Linked DNA regions of Mus musculus: region 1 is linked to region 2. A link is a loop called in an ENCODE intact Hi-C map of the cell type or tissue named here. Cell type or tissue: gastrocnemius. All regions are shown on one strand. Links, peaks and the distances in the headings refer to the core of each region. The heading gives the core; the rest is flanking DNA.

The links. Hi-C counts contacts between places; a loop is a spot of excess contacts. Peaks named below come from ENCODE experiments on the same cell type or tissue, not always from the same donor. Only the 100,000 strongest peaks of a DNase experiment are listed, where the experiment ranks them.
Region 1: it touches region 2 in a loop (6-fold over the local background); 26 of 42 quality-filtered maps call a loop at or near these places.

Annotation. Positions count from the first base shown.
Region 1 is chr12:102,574,915-102,583,241 of GRCm38, forward strand. Itpk1 (inositol 1,3,4-triphosphate 5/6 kinase) reads right to left here. Exons shown (of 10, transcript NM_172584.3): 8 at 4,191-4,258. Among named protein-coding and RNA genes, the nearest start is that of Chga, 24 kb to the left of the region's middle. In gastrocnemius, for the core only: CTCF peaks have their summits at 848 (motif pointing left) and 4,318 (motif pointing right); DNase peaks (open chromatin) are centred at 805, 4,327, 5,354 and 7,711.
Region 2 is chr12:102,704,018-102,712,344 of GRCm38, forward strand. Itpk1 (inositol 1,3,4-triphosphate 5/6 kinase) reads right to left here and starts at 852. Exons shown (of 10, transcript NM_172584.3): 1 at 705-852. The coding sequence starts at 799. Gm30296 (a long non-coding RNA gene) reads left to right here and starts at 6,758. Exons shown (of 4, transcript XR_001780676.2): 1 at 6,758-7,235. In gastrocnemius, for the core only: a CTCF peak has its summit at 4,530; DNase peaks (open chromatin) are centred at 619, 951, 1,390 and 7,144; H3K4me3 peaks cover 1,616 bases; H3K27ac peaks cover 2,052 bases.

The sequences.
Region 1 (8,327 bases), core at 233-8,232, 130 kb before region 2:
GCTCCTGAATACGAGGACGCAGACTACATCACCTCATGTTGAACTGTCACAATAGAGTGCACACTAGCTGACAATAAGTACTGAGATCTGGGGAAAGGGGCAGGTTCAAACCAAAGTGGGAAATGAAACACACTGGGCTGGTGAGATGGGCCAGCGGGTTAAAGCTCTTGTTACTCGATGACTCGAGTTTGATCCTCCAAGTCCTGCAGGGGGCAGAGACTTTTGAAAACTGTCCTCTGAGCTCCACACACAAAAATGAATGAATAGATTTATTTAAAAATTCTCAAATGGTTAAACATAGAATACCTTAGGACCCAGATAGATAAGTCTATTAGGGGTTTAAAAAGGGCACTCAAAGAGACCTTGGGGCACCAATGGTAACTGTAGTGATCTTCCAATGGCCAAATGTTCCAGATGGTTCCAGACAAATGGGAAAGCTGTAGCTTATCCACACAAAGAAACATGAATTGTCCATAAAAAGGACTCAAGTTCTTCCATGCACGGTGCCGAGGGTCGGGAGTCAGCTGGGGAGCGAAGTGTTGAAGATACGGCTTATGTAGACCGCCCAGCACAGTCTGAGATCATGTAGGTGGAGGTCAGACTCAAGGTGGCCAGGGGCTGGGGCGGGAGGAACAGGGATCGGGTGTTCATGGAAACAGGGGAGGAAAATATTTTGGAATTGGATAGAGGTGTGTCAACAGGACACTGAGTGTGTGACTGCTGCTATTAAATTGTTCACTGTAGGAGCTGGGCAGATGGCTCAGCAGTTTAGAGGACCGGTTACTCTTACAGAGGACCTGGACTTGACAGTATTCACATGGGATCTGATGCCCTCTTCTGACCTCTGCAGGCACAGCATGCATATAGTGCACAGACATGCAGGCCAAACACTCACATGCATACAAAAAAAATTAAATCTTAAAAAAAAAATACTTAAAATAGCCAATTTTACACAGGTAGATTTTTATCTCAATTTAAAAAGCCCAGAAAATGCTGGGTGTGGTGGTGTAAATCCCAGTATTTGGGGGCAGGAGCACGATTTACATAGAGAGTTCCACACCAGCCAAGCTACAAAGTGAGATCCTATCTCAAAACAAGACAACTGTACAACTCAGACACAAGCTAGAGTCACTGGAGAGGGAAGCTCAACTGAGCAAGTGTCTCCGTAAGACTGGACTGTGGGCCAGCCTGTAGGGCATTTTCTTAATCAGTGATAGATGGGGGAGGGCCCAGCCCATTGTGGGTGGTGCCACCCCCAGGCTGACAGTTCTGGGTTTTACAAGAAAGCAGGCTGAAGAAGCCATGAGGAGCAAGGCAGTGAGCAGCTTCCCTCCACTGCTGCTGCATCAGCTCTGCCTCAGGTTCCGGTCCTGATTTCCTTTCAAAATGAACTGTGATGTGGAAGCATAAACCAAGTTAAGTCCTTTCTTCTCCAAGCCACTTTGGTCATGGTGTCTCACCGCAGCAACAGTAACCCTAACTAACTAGGACAACAACCAAATAAAAAAGCGCTGGTCACTAATAAAAAGACCTTAATATAGACATGTGTTGAGCAGGGACCGACACACGGACCCACCTATGTCCTGCTGCTCAGGCTATACCCACAGCTCTGTGAACAGCAGGGCCCCTCCATTTGAAACCCTGCTATCCCGTGCCTGACCTAGGGAAAGTATTTCCTGGGGTGGGGGTGAGGGGCAGCCACCACCTGGCTACAGTGGGCACTCAGCCCTGCCTGAGCTTCCTGGTCACTTGGGTCAGTGGCTTGGCCCAGCCCAGAGTCCCAAACCAAATCAGAGACTAGCCTTGGCCTTCCTGCATCCACTATGTGTCCCTGATCTGTCAAGTGGCCCTCCTGGACCTTGCTTTTCCACCCCAGTGAATAAGCTAATAAAAATACCTAGGCCGTGAGGCTCCGGTAAGGAAGGACTGCTGAGCGGATAGCTGAGGCTCGTGGCGCAGTGCCTGGGAGCAAGGCAGTACTCATCATTGCCTGTTATGGAGCCCCGTGACACGCTGTTTATAAAAGCACCTTCTTAGCTCAGCTAAAGAATCTCAGAAGTCCTTCTGAAGCCATTTGATTATCCAAAACCAAACAGCCAGTCTAGTACTAGACAAAGGCAGAGAGATGGCCCCATGGACCCAAGCCAATTGAGCTGTGGGGTTCTAGGACAGGAGGAAGAATCGAGCTGGTGTGCCTGTGGACTGACCTGGTGACCCTCGACCTCTATTGCAGCTGACACTAATCACAATACAGGTGTGTACATGTCAGACGCAGACATTCCTAGTGACTCATGAGAGAGATGAAGGAACCCAGGCTCAGGGAGGTGATGTGACTCAGGTCAGACCTCAGGTCAGACCACAGCAGAGAACTCTGCTTCCTCACTATGGCAGTGCTGGGGATAGATGTGTGTGTGTGTGTGTGTGTGTGTGTGTGTGTGTGTATTTGCCACTGAGCTACCCACTGGGAGCTATGCTCAATAATCCCATGAACACCTTTCACCCTCTCAATGGTGAAAGGTGTTCATGGTCTAAAAGCTTAGGGAGAAGCGAGGCCCATTTTCAAAGGCATTGTCTAGGGATGAGGCGGGCCTTCAAGGTTACTGGGTGTCCCTGCATGGCACTCCTTGGGGCAGGAGTGGGGCATGCTCTGGCCACTGGTTCCTAGGAATAGAATCGACTTCCAGTTCAGCTTGCCGGCATCCTGGAGTGTGATGTCCCCAGGGACAAAGGCTGTGTGTGCCGTTCTGCACCACAAGACGTCAGCTCTGAAGGGCTCGGTGTGGTAGTGGAAATATGGGGTACCTGAAGGCCTCAGGTGTGGGGAGGGACCTTGTGGTGTAGTAGACTCTCTCCATTCCTCAGAAGAAGAAGCAGGCCAATAGGCAATGATTCAAGAAGGGAGACTTCCCAGCCTTAAAGCATCCCTCTGGCACTGGCTGGTAATAGTCTCAGTGCTCAGCAGTGCTCTACCACGCAAGAACACCGACAGGGACAGCCTCTCGGGAAGCCTGTGTAAGGCCAACTCCCTCTTGCCACCAGATGAGCTGGATTCCCAGGGGCCTAGTGGGAGGGGGCAGGACGCCAGTGATTCTGACATGAGGAGAAGAAAGCCTTCCCACATACACGGCTCTGCTTGTATTTCTCAGGGTGCATAGCCAGCTCTGTGAGAGTCTGCTTGAGATGTGGTGGTCTGGGCGGATGAGGTGGCTCAGTGTGTCAAAGTCTTGAGAGCTGAGTTCCTTTCACAGAACACACATACAGGTGGGGTGGGAAGAACCATAAACTCCACAAAGTGGTCCCCTGACTTTCACGCACGCACACGAACACACAGTAATTAAAAGTTAAACAAGCCTGATGGTCCAAGGCTTCCCTATTTGTTCTAGGGGGACGACATCAATCTAGATCCCAAGGGACAGTGCTATCTTTCCAGGTCCTGTCAAAGCCACGCTTTATCTCTTGGCTCACAGTGGCATCTTCAAAGGAAGCGCAAACAAGGAACTAGCCACGCTGGTGGCGCACACCTTTAATCCCAGCGCTCAGGAGGCAGAGGCAGGTGGATCTGTGACTCTGAGGCCAGCCAGAGCCACACAAGAAAGGAACTGCCGTGCTGCTGAGGTCAGAGGTCAGGCACCCGAGGCCAGGCCAAGGGCCTGGAACCAGGTTAGGTACAAGACAATGGCAGCTTCTGTCGTTGAGTATAATCAGGAGAGATAGAAGGACCTACTCTGAGCTCCCAGAACACATGACTCCCCCATGGAGAGCTGAAGCCAGACTTCTGTGGGGAACAGAAGGCTGTAGCCCAAGGCACTTTTTGCTACTATCAAGGAAGGAAATTTCTAGAAGACTCTCAACTTTGTAATCAGAGAGGTGAGGGTAATCCCTGCTTGCCTCTGTATGAACTCGGTCTGTGTTGTCCTTTCTCTAAGCTGGTTGCCCTTTCTGTAAAGCTGCATGAGATAAGGCCGCCAAGCACCCCCCACTAAGCCTGACATACTGATGTTCCAGCCATGATGGCAAGAGGGAGGCTGCTCCAGAGGCAAGCTGACTCACTGAAAGTGGTCCTCACCAGGTCCTAAGTGCTCCCTTCCAGACACATACAAGACCATGAAGCCCACTGATATGATTGTGTGGGCCCTTCTAAACAGCTCAGCTAGAACCCCTTGACAGGCTGCCGTGGACGACAGACATACCTCAGTGAGGACTGATGAAGACTCCGGCTTTGACACATTGTGGCTGTTGAAGAAGATGGACTCACGATCTGAAAAAAACAGAAGTCACAGGGTGAATCAGACCAGGAGACAGCAATGCCAACACCAGGGGGCAGCACCACCCCAGTCACGCTCTGGGTGGCCTCTGGCTCAGCCCTGGGTTCTTGGGAGCTAGGCTCCCACATCACATAGAGATGTGCATCCATCAGGATCCCGGCTTCAATTTGTCCTCCCACATAAAAATGAGTGGTTTACTGGGGCACCCTCACTACCATTGTATGGCACTATGTATGGGTTTCCTTAGCACCTAAGGCTGGGCCGGTCATAAGTATGAACAGGAGGCTGGGAAGAGAAGGGCAACGGAGGTGAAGACATAGTGCACCCAGATATCAAAGGTCTGGAGTGCCCTGAGAGAAGAAGCCTACCAAAAGCCATTTGGGCCAGGTAACCCCAATCAAGTGGCCACTCATATGTAAGCTGAACAGACAAAAGGTTCCCAACTACTTAATAGGAACCCGAGCAAGGCTTCCACAGGCTCACCCAGGAAAGCCTTGCAATGCCCCAGTCTCCTCTACACCACATGGCTGATCTGCTGCTGCCCACAATCCCTCAGCCCCCTGGACGCCAGAGAGGCAGCTCAGTCCCAGGAATGTGATGGAGCGTCCATTTATTCCCCTTGTACGAATGTCCTTGAGGTGTAAGCCATGATTGCTCTGGGGAGATGTAAGCTTGGCTGCACAGTTTGCAATGTTCTCAAGCACTTGGAAGCATGGACACGCTAGGGCGAGAATCACAAAACCACAAGCCTAGGGGTTGAGATCTGGCCATTACCCCCTCATAGCCCCACTCCCACCAAGAATAGCACAGGGCCAATCTGGGCTGGAAGCCCCCCCAAGGGGGTCCTGACAACCCTTGCTCAAATTCTTGCAAAAGAGGTGTCATGGATCCCCCACCCTGCAGGACATGGTGATCATCCCTGGGACCCAGGCCCCCGAGCACTAGGACAGGTTGAACACGGGCTGAGGGCGTGTGTGCCAGGGCTCAGGTGCCTGTTGTGGCTGCCATGACCCCCCAGCAGCCCCATGACTCTACGGCGCCATAAAAATCATGCACAAGGAAGTGATTCAGGCAGAGCCAAGCAGGCAGGCGCTGAAGTACCTGGCATCCTTCCCGCTAGTGGGGCACAGAGGCCCCTGGCCACCCCGGTGTGCCCGACAGTCCTCCCGCTGCTCCGACCAGAGCCAGTCCAGACAGGGGGCATGAGAGATGGTCCTGGGGAGGAGCCTGGGAAAAATAAACACCCTGCGGGACTTGTGTCAAGCACGCCCACTGGTCCCTGCTCTCGGGCACAGGTGAACCTTCAGGAATGGCGGGCAGAGCCTGACAGACCAAGAGGCTGGACCAGGGCTTCGTCACTTAGGATGGCTCTCTGGCCTTCCATAGGCATTGCCAACCTTCTCCTGGAGCGTCCTGAACTCGGGGTACCTCCCACCCAAGCCTCTATAGGTCCCCAAGAGCAAAGGCGGAAAGAGCAGAGCAGGCCTGAGGTGTGAGGACAGGAGCAGGTAGACACAGTAATGCTCAAGGAGTGTGGGAAGCCTGTGGGAGCCTGCACGAAGCACACAGAGGCTTGGCTGGTGCTAGGAAGGGACGGCACCGGAGACTTGTGATGTCTGTTTCACTGGACAGATCATATAGACTGATCAAATGTACAGATAGCTCAAAGGAAAACTGCCCTCTACTCTGACTGCTACTGCTGGCCGGGGGCACTCTGGCCTAAGGACCACTAAGCAAGAGATGCCCCCGGTGAAGGCACCTCTGCACAACCAGGATGCAGGGAGTGAGCAGCTTCCAGTCATGCCTGTCAGCAAGAGACTGAGAGGAGTTGAGATGGGTCAGAGGTGTCTAGCCCCAGCAAAGAGTGCTGGAGCCTGGCTCCTTAGGAAGCTTTGAGATAGTTGGTTCTGGTGGGGCCTGGGCCTTGCTCTCTACCCTTAGCAGCAATGTTCTTGCTCCCAGGAGCGCTGATATTTGGGAGCCTAGCCACTGAGTGCTCCTGGACTAGTCCCCCAAACACTTAGCTTGGGGGCCACCTCAAACTCCCAATGAGAATGGGAGGCCAAGGTGATGGTCACCGGGTGGTTTTGCTCTCAGGGAGACAAAACAGACTCAAAGGGAGGGTGAATAACCAGACTGGCTCAGGCATCTCAACAATGTAGACTATGACCTGCTGCTTTCAGCCTTCATGTTTGGTCTCCTGTCTTTCCCCATGGTGTAAGCCACCATCCTGTCATTGAATGCGACTCTGCAGAGGTGCCTGTACCTGCCACTGCCCTGCTTAGTCTTTCTCACACACCCTTCCATCTGGTGTCCTAGCACTTGCCTATATGTCCCCTGAAGTGCTCATCTCCAATAAAACGGATCCTCCAGTTATGTCTCTCCCATATGTTGTTATTCCTCACGGGAACACACATTGCTAATAAACCTGCCTGCCTGGCTCCTGGCTGGCCCTCTGGCATGGCGAGTCTATGGCATGTTCAATAAAAGCAGCATCATATGACTTTAGGTGTCCTGGTGTCAGCTCAGTATAAACTACAGACTGTAAGCCAGGCTACCTGTATCTGCAGTCTTCTTGGAGAGCACAGAGCATGGCCCCACCCACTCATTTGCATACCACAGTCACCCTGCAATAGCATCAAAGGACTGGGACAACCCTGGAGATGCTTATTATCCTTTCAAATAAATAAGAGGCACGGGTCTTATGCACCCTTAGGACCTGGAGGGAGGGGGAGTAGAGTCCTTACACAAAGCTAGGAGCCCAAGGCAATGTGGCTTCAGGGTCAAGGTACAGGATGAAAGAGAAACAGGAAGAAGATGCAGACAGCTACCTAGAACTGTGGCTTTCAACCCTTTAATCTAATTCTTCATGCTGTGATGACCTCAACCATAAAATTATTTTCACTGCTACTGCCAAACTGTAACTTCTGTTATGAATCATAATTTAAATATCTGATATGCACGATGTCTTGAGAATCACAGACCTAAGACAGAGAACATAAGCACACCGTATCCCTAGTGGCTGGCACAAGCGGATGCTGGCTCCCTTAGTAAACTCCCTGGGTTCCAGTCCAGGTACCTACCCTGTAAGGTACCAGGGGCTATATAAGTCACACACTGACTTTGGACCTTGACATGCAAAGGACAGAAATGCACATGAGAATCAGAGAAAAATGGTAGCTATGGAGTGAAAGGGTCCTTGTCTATCTGTAGCCCACGTCCAGAACAACCCCAAGGCAGGAGACCTATCTCCCAGGGTGCACATGGAAGCTGAGGGCCCTGCCACATGGAGGGCGGGGGCCGCAAGGTTGAGTGGGCTCTGGAAAGAATCCTCAAAGCCCCTTTCCAACTAGTCAGGAGAAAGGGCTGTTGAAGCCTGAGGTCGTCTTGGTCAGGCTAGGAACGTGCAGGCCGAAGCTGGAACTGTGCCACTTCCCGATCAGACAGGCCCACTCAAAGTCACTCTGATTCCCAGCCCACCTCCAAATGTTATGCCTCAGGGTACTTCGTGGCCTAGAAACGGTCACAAGAGAAGACACACTGACAGCTCCCGCCTTTATCATCCCCAGTGCCAAGGCAGAAACTGGCCTCGTGCTTTACAACCAGGAAGAAAGAGGAGGAGAGAGTGAACAAACAGGCTTTTGTGGGCGTAAGGAAGGACCCCACATTTCATTCAGAGATGAGATGATCTGGTAAGAAAGGAAAGGGAGTGTCATAAGCAAGACATGTCTGTCTGTCTGTCTGTCTGTCTCTGTGTGTGTGTTCATAGGTTCAATGGGTGTATTTTTAAAATTGGGCAAATAAATGTTTTTATAAAAACCTTAATCTCCTGTGTCCCACAGCCTGCAAGAATGTCTCTTGGTGGTACACGTGACACACCTGTCTATCACTGCCCTCGTTGCGTGGTCTCAGCTGGGTCCAGTGTCAGGATGGGACTGTCCCAAACCACCTGGTCTCAGCCAGAGAAGAAGGTTCAGAGCAGAGAGCTGAAGACGCTGTAACCAGCCCTACAGGGATGAGGGCAGGAAGTCCTGGCAACAGAGCCTTCTGGGGCCTCGAGGA
Region 2 (8,327 bases), core at 304-8,303:
CACCAGCGCAGGGAGAACGAGGTGCTCAGCCGGAATGGCAGAAGACAATTCTACCCTACGTGGGTCCACCCATCACTTTCTATGCTCTGCCACTCCTTGGCCCTGGGACTACAAGGCAGGTACCCCACCTCTCTGCTGGTAGGTGTCCCTCTTCTAAGACACGTGGCCCAGAATCACCATCCTGGCTAATTTGCGAGGCTGCTGCGAGGCTCTAATGAGACAGCAAATCACCACAGACAAGCCAAGTATCGCTACTCATTTCAACTGGGCTTAAGCCGGCTGATATGCAATGACAGCTTCAGGAGCCGTGCACACGCGAGGCACGTAGTAGGCTCCACACAAACGCCGGTATCCTGCTCTACTAAGGGGAAGAAGAGGGAGGAAGAAAAACACACCAGTCCAAAAGTACCCTCTAACCCCTGACTGCTGGCGTGGACTCCCCGATTTCCCGGGTCCCACCACCCTGGACGGCCAGGGATCTCCCGGCACGACCCCAGTGCACCTGAGAGCCGCGGTCCGAACCCAACGCCCACAGCGGCCACGCTCCCCTCGGACACAGCCCGCGGCCCCCCGCGGCCACCTTGCTGCTCCGAACCAGCCCTCAGCGCGCGCCGCTCCTTCCCGGGTCGCCGTCGTCTGCCCCGCGCCCGCCGAGGGTAACCAGGCTCGGGCCGCGGGGGTCCCCAAGCCGCGTCCCTCCTCACCTGCACAGCTCCGCGAAGGCCTGGAAATTGAGCTTCTTGACTTTCTTCTCGCTCAGCCAGTAGCCAACTCTCTTCCCTTTCAGGAAGGTCTGCATCTTCTTCCTCCTCGGCCCGGGAGCCTGGGTCCGGAGGAAATTGCCCACAGGCCGAGCGTGTGGGGCCGGCGCGCGCCGCGAGCGTGCGGGCACCTCCTCCGGCGGCGGCGGCGGGGACGCGGAGCGGGCTTCAGCGCGCGGTCCTACCGGGCGGGGCGGCGGGCGGGGCGGGCCGGGGCGGGGCGGCGGCTGGGGGGCGGAGGCTCAGCGCGCCGCGCCACTGGCTGGGCCCCGCGGGTGGGCGCGCCCCGCCGCCGCCCCGCCCCCTCCGCCCCGCGGGGCTCGCCCGCGCAGGGACGTGCGCCCCGCAGCACCGTGCGCCGCTCGAGGACTCTAGGGATCCCGGGCCGCCGCCCGAGACCGCACCCGAGCCTCGAGCCCGAGCTGGAGCACGCCCTCCCGCGGCGAGGGTTCGCCCGCGCGTGCCTCTCGGACGCGCGGGGACCCCCTCGGGGAGCGCGCCGCCGTGTCCCCCGCCCTTCCTGCCCCAGCGCCCGCGCACACGCCACGCACACGCGGGGCCTGGGGCAGAGCTCCCGGAGGAGGAAGCGCCGGTTACCGCCAGGGGGCGCCAATGAGTCTTAAAGGCGCCGCCGCTAGTGGCGGGGTGCTGGATGGTGGCCAGGGCAGAGTGGGGTGAGGGAGTCGTGGTGTGGGCGCCTTGTGTCTATCTTGGAGGGCGGCCAAACCACTGGGCTTCGTTGCTCCTTGGCAGCACAGCGGGGATTGCCCCCAGAGGCAATTCGTTGCAATTGTCCTGTACTATCTCCACAACTGCCCCAGGTTCACACTCTGGGGTCCCTTTCAGCGGAGGGAGAGAAGCAGCCAGAGTGCACATAGCATCTTCAGGAGAGCCTTTTCTTTGCTAGGTGAAGGGACGTAGCTCGGCGTCTGACTTAGTGCTTTGGATCCTCTGAGCCACCTGCTCTACCCCGGCCTATGGGACAGTACTTAGCATTCCAGCCATCTCCAGCCTATGCTTTAGGCATTGGGAGGAGAAATTGGAGGCTCTCCCCAGACACAGACAGGGAAAAAAAAATGGGTTCCCGTGTGTAAAGAAAGACATTTTATCTGGCTTTGGAAATAAAGACAATTTTTGAAGATCTGAGATGAGAAAAGGCTTGAAGAAATGAAAGCTGTTAGTAAAGTGACAGAAACGGGCCTTGACCAGACTTGAGGAGTTACACCAAGTCCCTTTTTCCGGCTTAGATCCTGACCTTGGGCAGTGTCCTTGGTCCCCCTTGGTTCAGTTTTAGCAAGAAACCTCCTGAGTCAGAAAAGTTCGCCATCCCTGGTATCAGATCACTGCGGCCTGTCTGCAGTAAGAATGCTGTCAAGTGGGGCTGCTGAGATGGCTCAGCTGGTAAGGGTACTTGTGGCCAAACCTGACAACGAGAGTTCTATTCTCCACAGCGTAGATGGAGAGAACTAAGTCCATGTTTTCCTTTGACTGACACTCATGCTGTGGCATATACACACACAAATAAATAAATGTAAATAATAATAATAATCCTGTCAAGTAAATTGAGCCAGAATCCCAGGAGCCCTGGTGGTTTTGCTCAGAAATTCTCCACCCACAGATGTTCCACTCTGCTCCTTGGCAGTGACTTCCCATCTTTCCTTGTTGCCAGAGTGGAGCTCAGTTGCTCCCCTACTGTGGAGCCTGGGTGCTTCTTTAAATAAGATCTAGTGAGTTTAATTTTTCTTTAATTGGAGAAAAGGATGGAAGAGGATTAGAGAACCCACATGGCTCTGGAAAGCAGGGACTTTGTATCCTGGACCATGGAAGCCAGAAGACAAAGTGTAACTGCACCCATTCAGCTCTGTGCCTGAGGAAGATCGCTTCTGTGGAACATCATGGCCAACCTAGAACTGAGAGAAGAAATGGGGACCGGAAGTCCAAGAAGGTGAAAAGAAAGGGGTTAGGGAGCAGACGATGGCCAGTGCCTCACTGCTGAAGTCAACAGTAGAAATTCCCACACCCTGGCACAGGCTGTGGGTTTCTCTGGAGTTGTGTGTCTGGGTGGTTCAGGATCCCTGCTGGAGTTCCTTCCTTCCTTCCACACAAGCAGGGAACCCAGGGTGTGGCGGGGTAGTGCCGGCCTTGTAGTCCCAAGATGAGTAAGGCAGAGACATACAAACCATTGAGTCCTGGAGCATGTGATGAGAGCCATGTGAGTCCTGCCTCTGAGTGACTTGAGACTATGACATTGAAAGACAAGTAGGAGTTTGGGGTTAGGGGCACCTGTCTAGATGAAAGCTGAGAGAGTTCAGAGGGTGAAAGGGCAGGAAGGGTAGACTATGAGCCAAGGAGAAGAGCGGGATAACCAAAGGGATGTGGGGGGAAGACTAGGGGGCTGGCTGGTGACTGAGACAAGTTATTCTGTTGCTTTCATCTGTAAATTGGGCAGGAAATGCTCCACCTGGAGTTTCCCAGAGGACGGAACACGCTAGTCAGGACCTCGCCTTCAGGGCAAGTGAGTTCAAGGTCCGAGAAGTTCCGGGGCTCACCGAAAATCCTTCAAGACCCAGCCTCAGGGCTTGTTGTATTCTGATCACTTTGGAACGGAAGTGATCAAGGACCCACTGACTGCTGGGTAACTTAGCAAGTCCCTACCTAGCCTTTAGTGCCTTGGATCCTCTGTTCTAACTGAAGAGAAGGTTGTGTTTGTGCAAAAGCACTTCAGGATACAGAAGACTGATGGTTGTGCTGTCTAAAAATGTGCTTAAAAAAAAAAAAGACCCCTAGTCTATCTCTTCTCAGCCTCCTCCACCCTCCATGTGGGAAAGAGGATGTTGGGCTAGAAGCACAGAGATAAAGATTTGAACAGGTACCTGAGGTAGACACCATAAGGAGGTGATATTTGAACAAAAGTTCAGCAAGGGGAGTGGGCATGTCACACAGATACCTGACTGAGGTGAGGCTGAGGAACAGCAAGAACTTGGGTCTGATGTCAGCAAGGGGCAGTGAAGAGGTAGGCTGGAACAGAAAGAGCTGAGGAGAATATGGCGGGGGTTGGGGGGTGCCAAATCACAGAGGGCACCTCTTAATGTAAAGGAAGTCTCATGATTGACAACGGGACCTTGCCTGGTTTTACTCAGATCACCTGGCTACTGTCTTGAGACCCTGTCAGGGAAGCAAGAATAGGGGAGAGAGAAAAACAGGAGGTTCCTGCGGCAACCCAGGCCAGTGATGACTATGGTGAAGCTGGGAAGGTAGTGAGGCACGACCAGGCTCAGGGAAGAGCTGGAAGTGAAAGCCAGTGGTGTCGGCTATGAGCAGTACGTGCAACTGCAAACGAAAGAGAAGGCATACGTGTTCTGGATCCCGGCCTGAATGACTGCAGAATGGAGTCACCAAGTATGTAAGACAGGGAAACAAAAGGAGGCACCGGTTTGGGGCCTCAAGTCAGGAGTTCTACCAGCTATTCAGTGGAGAGAGCCGGCACGAAAGCCATCCGATGAAAGAGGCTGTAGTTCGGCCCGTGACTCAGGCTGGAGATAACATCGAGACGGGTGGCGTGAGTGTTGAGATGTTACTTGGAGCCACAAGACTGGATGAGATCACCTAGGGTGTAAGAGCAAGCAGAGGAAAGGTCAAGGATGGAGCCGAGGCACGGTTCAGAGGCCAAGAGGAACGGAGGAACCAGCAAAGCAATGAAGAAATAAAAGGAGAGCTGAGAGAGAACTGGGTGCAGCCCAGGCAGCCACTGCTGGCAGAAGGGGGCCACCAGCTGGAGAGCAAAGGGACTGAGGGTGACCCTGGAGCTTAGGGCAGGAGGGCTAGTGTGACACTTGGAAGGGCAGGTATCAAAGTATCTCTCAGATATGGGATTTCAAAAAGGAAAAACCTGGGGCTGGAGAGATGGCTCGGTGATTAAGAGTGCTGGCTGCTCTTCCAGAGGACCGAATTTAATTCCCAGGACCCACATGGCAGCTCACAGCTGTCTGTAACTCTAACTCCAGGGTTTCTGACACGCTCACACAGGCATACAGGGAGGCAAAACACCAATGCATGTAAAATAAACATTAAAAAAAAAAAGAAGAAGAAGAAGAAAGAAAAACTTGCCAGGCATGGTGGTGCACACATTTAATCCCAGCCTGGTCTACAAAGCAAATTCTATGATAGCCATGGCTACACTGAGAAACCCTGTCTCTAAAAACCAAAAAGAAAAAAGAAAAGAAAAGAAAACCATCGAGTATAATAGAAAGTCTGAGAGGCTTTCTATAGAAAAATGGAAGAGGGGCTGGTGAGATGGCTCAGTGGGTAAGAGCACCCGACTGCTCTTCTGAAGGTCCAAAGTTCAAATCCCAGCAACCACATGGTGGCTCACAACCACCCGTAATGAGATCTGATGCCCTCTTCTGGTTCGTCTGAAGACAGCTACAGTGTAATTACATATGATAAATAAATAAATAAACCTTTAAAAAAAAAAGAAAAAGAAAAATGGAAGAAAGAGATGTAAGAGATGGCTCCATTGTAAAGTGCTTGCCCCACAAGCATGAAACTCTGAGTTCTACCCCCAAAACCCACAGGAAAAAAAAAAAAAAGGAGCCGGGCAGTGGTGGCGCACGCCTTTAATCCCAGTACTTGGGAGGCAAAGGCAGGCAGATTTCTGAGTTTGAGGCCAGCCTGGTCTACAGAGTGAGTTCCAGGACAGCCAGGGCTACACAGAGAAACCCTGTCTCAAAAAACCAAAACCAAACAAACAAGGTGTAGTAGTGAAACTTATGTGTAATCCCAGCACCAGGGAGGCAGAGGCAAGCGGCACCTGAGGCTCACTGGCCGCCAGCCCACCTAGCCTAACTTGGGAGCTCTGGCTTAATAAGAGAACCTGTCTCAAAGAATTTCGATGGGGTTTTGAAAAGTCTGGTGGTGGCCTCCACACTCACAAGCATGCCTGCACACGAGGGCACACACACAGTTGCACACACATACACACACACACACCCTGAGTTTTTCTCAGGGAAATGTGAACCCTGATATTTTTATGTGACCAGAGATAGTGTCATTTCTGAAACAACACATGAGAATACAGACTGGGGTGAGAGGACTCTGGTTTTTCACTTAATATTTATTGAACTATTAAAATATTTTGGAGGGCAGGGACGATGACTTAGTGGGTAAAGTTCTTGGCTTGTAGCCAAGATCAGATCCCAAACATCCATAAAAGAGTGGGGTGTGGGAAGGGGCATCTGTAACCCCAGCTTTCAGGGGGGAAGACAGGGGAATGCCTGGAGTTTGATTGACAGCAAGACTAGCCAATTGGTGAGCTCTAGGTTCAGTGATGATGCTCGGCCTCAAAGAAACAGAATGAGAAAGAGGCCATCTAGCACTGACTCAGGCCTACACACACACACACACGCACACGCACACGCACACATGAACATGCACATACACTGCATACACACAAATATATGAGTAAATAAAAGGTCATTTTTCATCATATGGTACTATATGTCAGAAACAGTTATAGCAAGGGGGAAACACAGGGTTATCACAGAACAGGAAAGTCTGTCGAGGACTGTCTACAGTGTGAGTTCAGGGCATAGCTACTCTGCAGAACGACTGTTGACAGAAAGAGAAGTATCTGAAGCACCCACGTGGGTGCTTCTATATCTTTTTCCTTTAAAATTTATTTTATTTTGCTTTGTGTGTAGGTGTGAGGGTTCTGCTCACATGTACATCTGTCTACCACATGTGTGCCTGCTGTCCACAGAGGCCAGATGAGGGCATCAGATCCTCTAGAAATGAAGTTACAGACTGCAATGTACGTGATAGGCATCACCCCCAGGTCCCCTGGAAGAATAGTCATTGCTCTTAGCAACTGAGCTGTCTTCTCCAGCCACTCCCACCTTTTTCCCCCAAAGATTTTACTTTTAGTTATGTGCCTGTTGTGTGGAGGGATAGGTGTTGTAGTTATGAAAACCAGAAAAGGGCACTGGACTCCCTAAACTGGAACTGTGGCTCGTTATGGGAGACAGGAACTGACCCTGAGTCCTCTGTAGGAACAGCACGTGCTCCTAACAGCTGAGCCATCTCTCCAGTCCCCATGCCTGTAAACATTATAAATAATTCCTTACCATCATGTAGACCTTAATTGATATCACTGTGGTTTGAGCTGGTCCCAGTGTGAGGTTGACTCTTTAAGGGGCAGAGCCTGGTGGAAAGTGACTAGGTCACTGGGGTGCTGACCTCTGAAGAGATTAAGTCGTTTTCACTTGACCCTGGTTGGTTTCCATAGGAACTGGCTGTACAGAAGGCACAACCCTGGCCCTGAACATCTCCTGCTTCCTCTCTTCCCATGCTGCCTCCCCCTCCTACCCGGGCTCCCACCATGGTGCCATCTGCCACATTGTGATGAAGCCAGAAGTCATTTGCCAAAGCCAGGTAGAGGCCAGTGCCACGCCGTGCCATGCTTCTGGACCTCTGAAGGTATGAATCAAATAAATATCTTTCCTGATAAAGTGCCCAGCCTCAGATATTTTGTAATAGTGACAGAAAATGGATGGATATATCAAACATCCCTCCTTGCCTTGAAAAGTTCTCATTACAACTGGTTCGTGCAATCCAGGACCCAAAGCTGTCCCTCTGCGGCTCCTGTCGATTTCCTCTGATTGAAACCAGTTCTCCTTGGGAAAGAGATCGAATTGACTGTAGTGGGGAAGGTGTGTCCTGATTGGCCTGACTGGTGTTTGCTGGCTCCTCTGTCCCCAGTGCTTGCTGCAAGTTGGAAGTTGGATAAAGTCTTAGTTAGGAACAAGTTAAATGCTTCTGGCTGGAAGGCAACGCAGACAGTATGATGTCTGCCAGGGGATGCATGAGGTCTGGTCATGCTTAGATATTTCCGTGCATGGTTCTGGAAGGCCAATCCAGAGTCTTTACCACCGAGCTTCCTGCCTGGCCCCACTCTAAGGTATTTACATATGTAGCCATCCCATAACCACAGTTCCCAGTCCCGAGCTGGCTTTCTCTGTTCTTCCTCCCACACCAAGCACACCTCTTCTCTGAATGGAAGGAGGTCAACCCTGTTCAAAGGTCACAGATGATTTGTTTTCTTTCGGACAGGTCACACTGTGGTATCCGTGAGATGCAGTCACTATACTCTCATTTCCACAAATTAGTCACACTTTTCTTTTTTTACATTTTTTAAAAGATTTGTTTAATTTATTTATATGAGTATACTATAGCTGTCTTCAGACACACACCAGAAGAGGGCATCAGATTGCATTACAGATGGCTGTGAGCAACCATGTGTGCTGGGAATTGAACTCAGGACCTCTGAAAGAGCAGTCAGTGCTCTTAACCACTGAGCCATCTCTCCAGTCCTTAAAGTTTTTTTAGATTCTTAAATTTTATATGTTAGTGTTTTGCCCCTACCTAAACACACACACGCATACACACACACCATGTGCATGCCTGAAAAAGCCACCAGATCCCCTGAACAGAAGTTACTGATGGTCAAGAGCCATCATGTTGGTGGTGGGAATCAAACCTGAGACCTCCACAAGAACAGGAAGTGCTTTA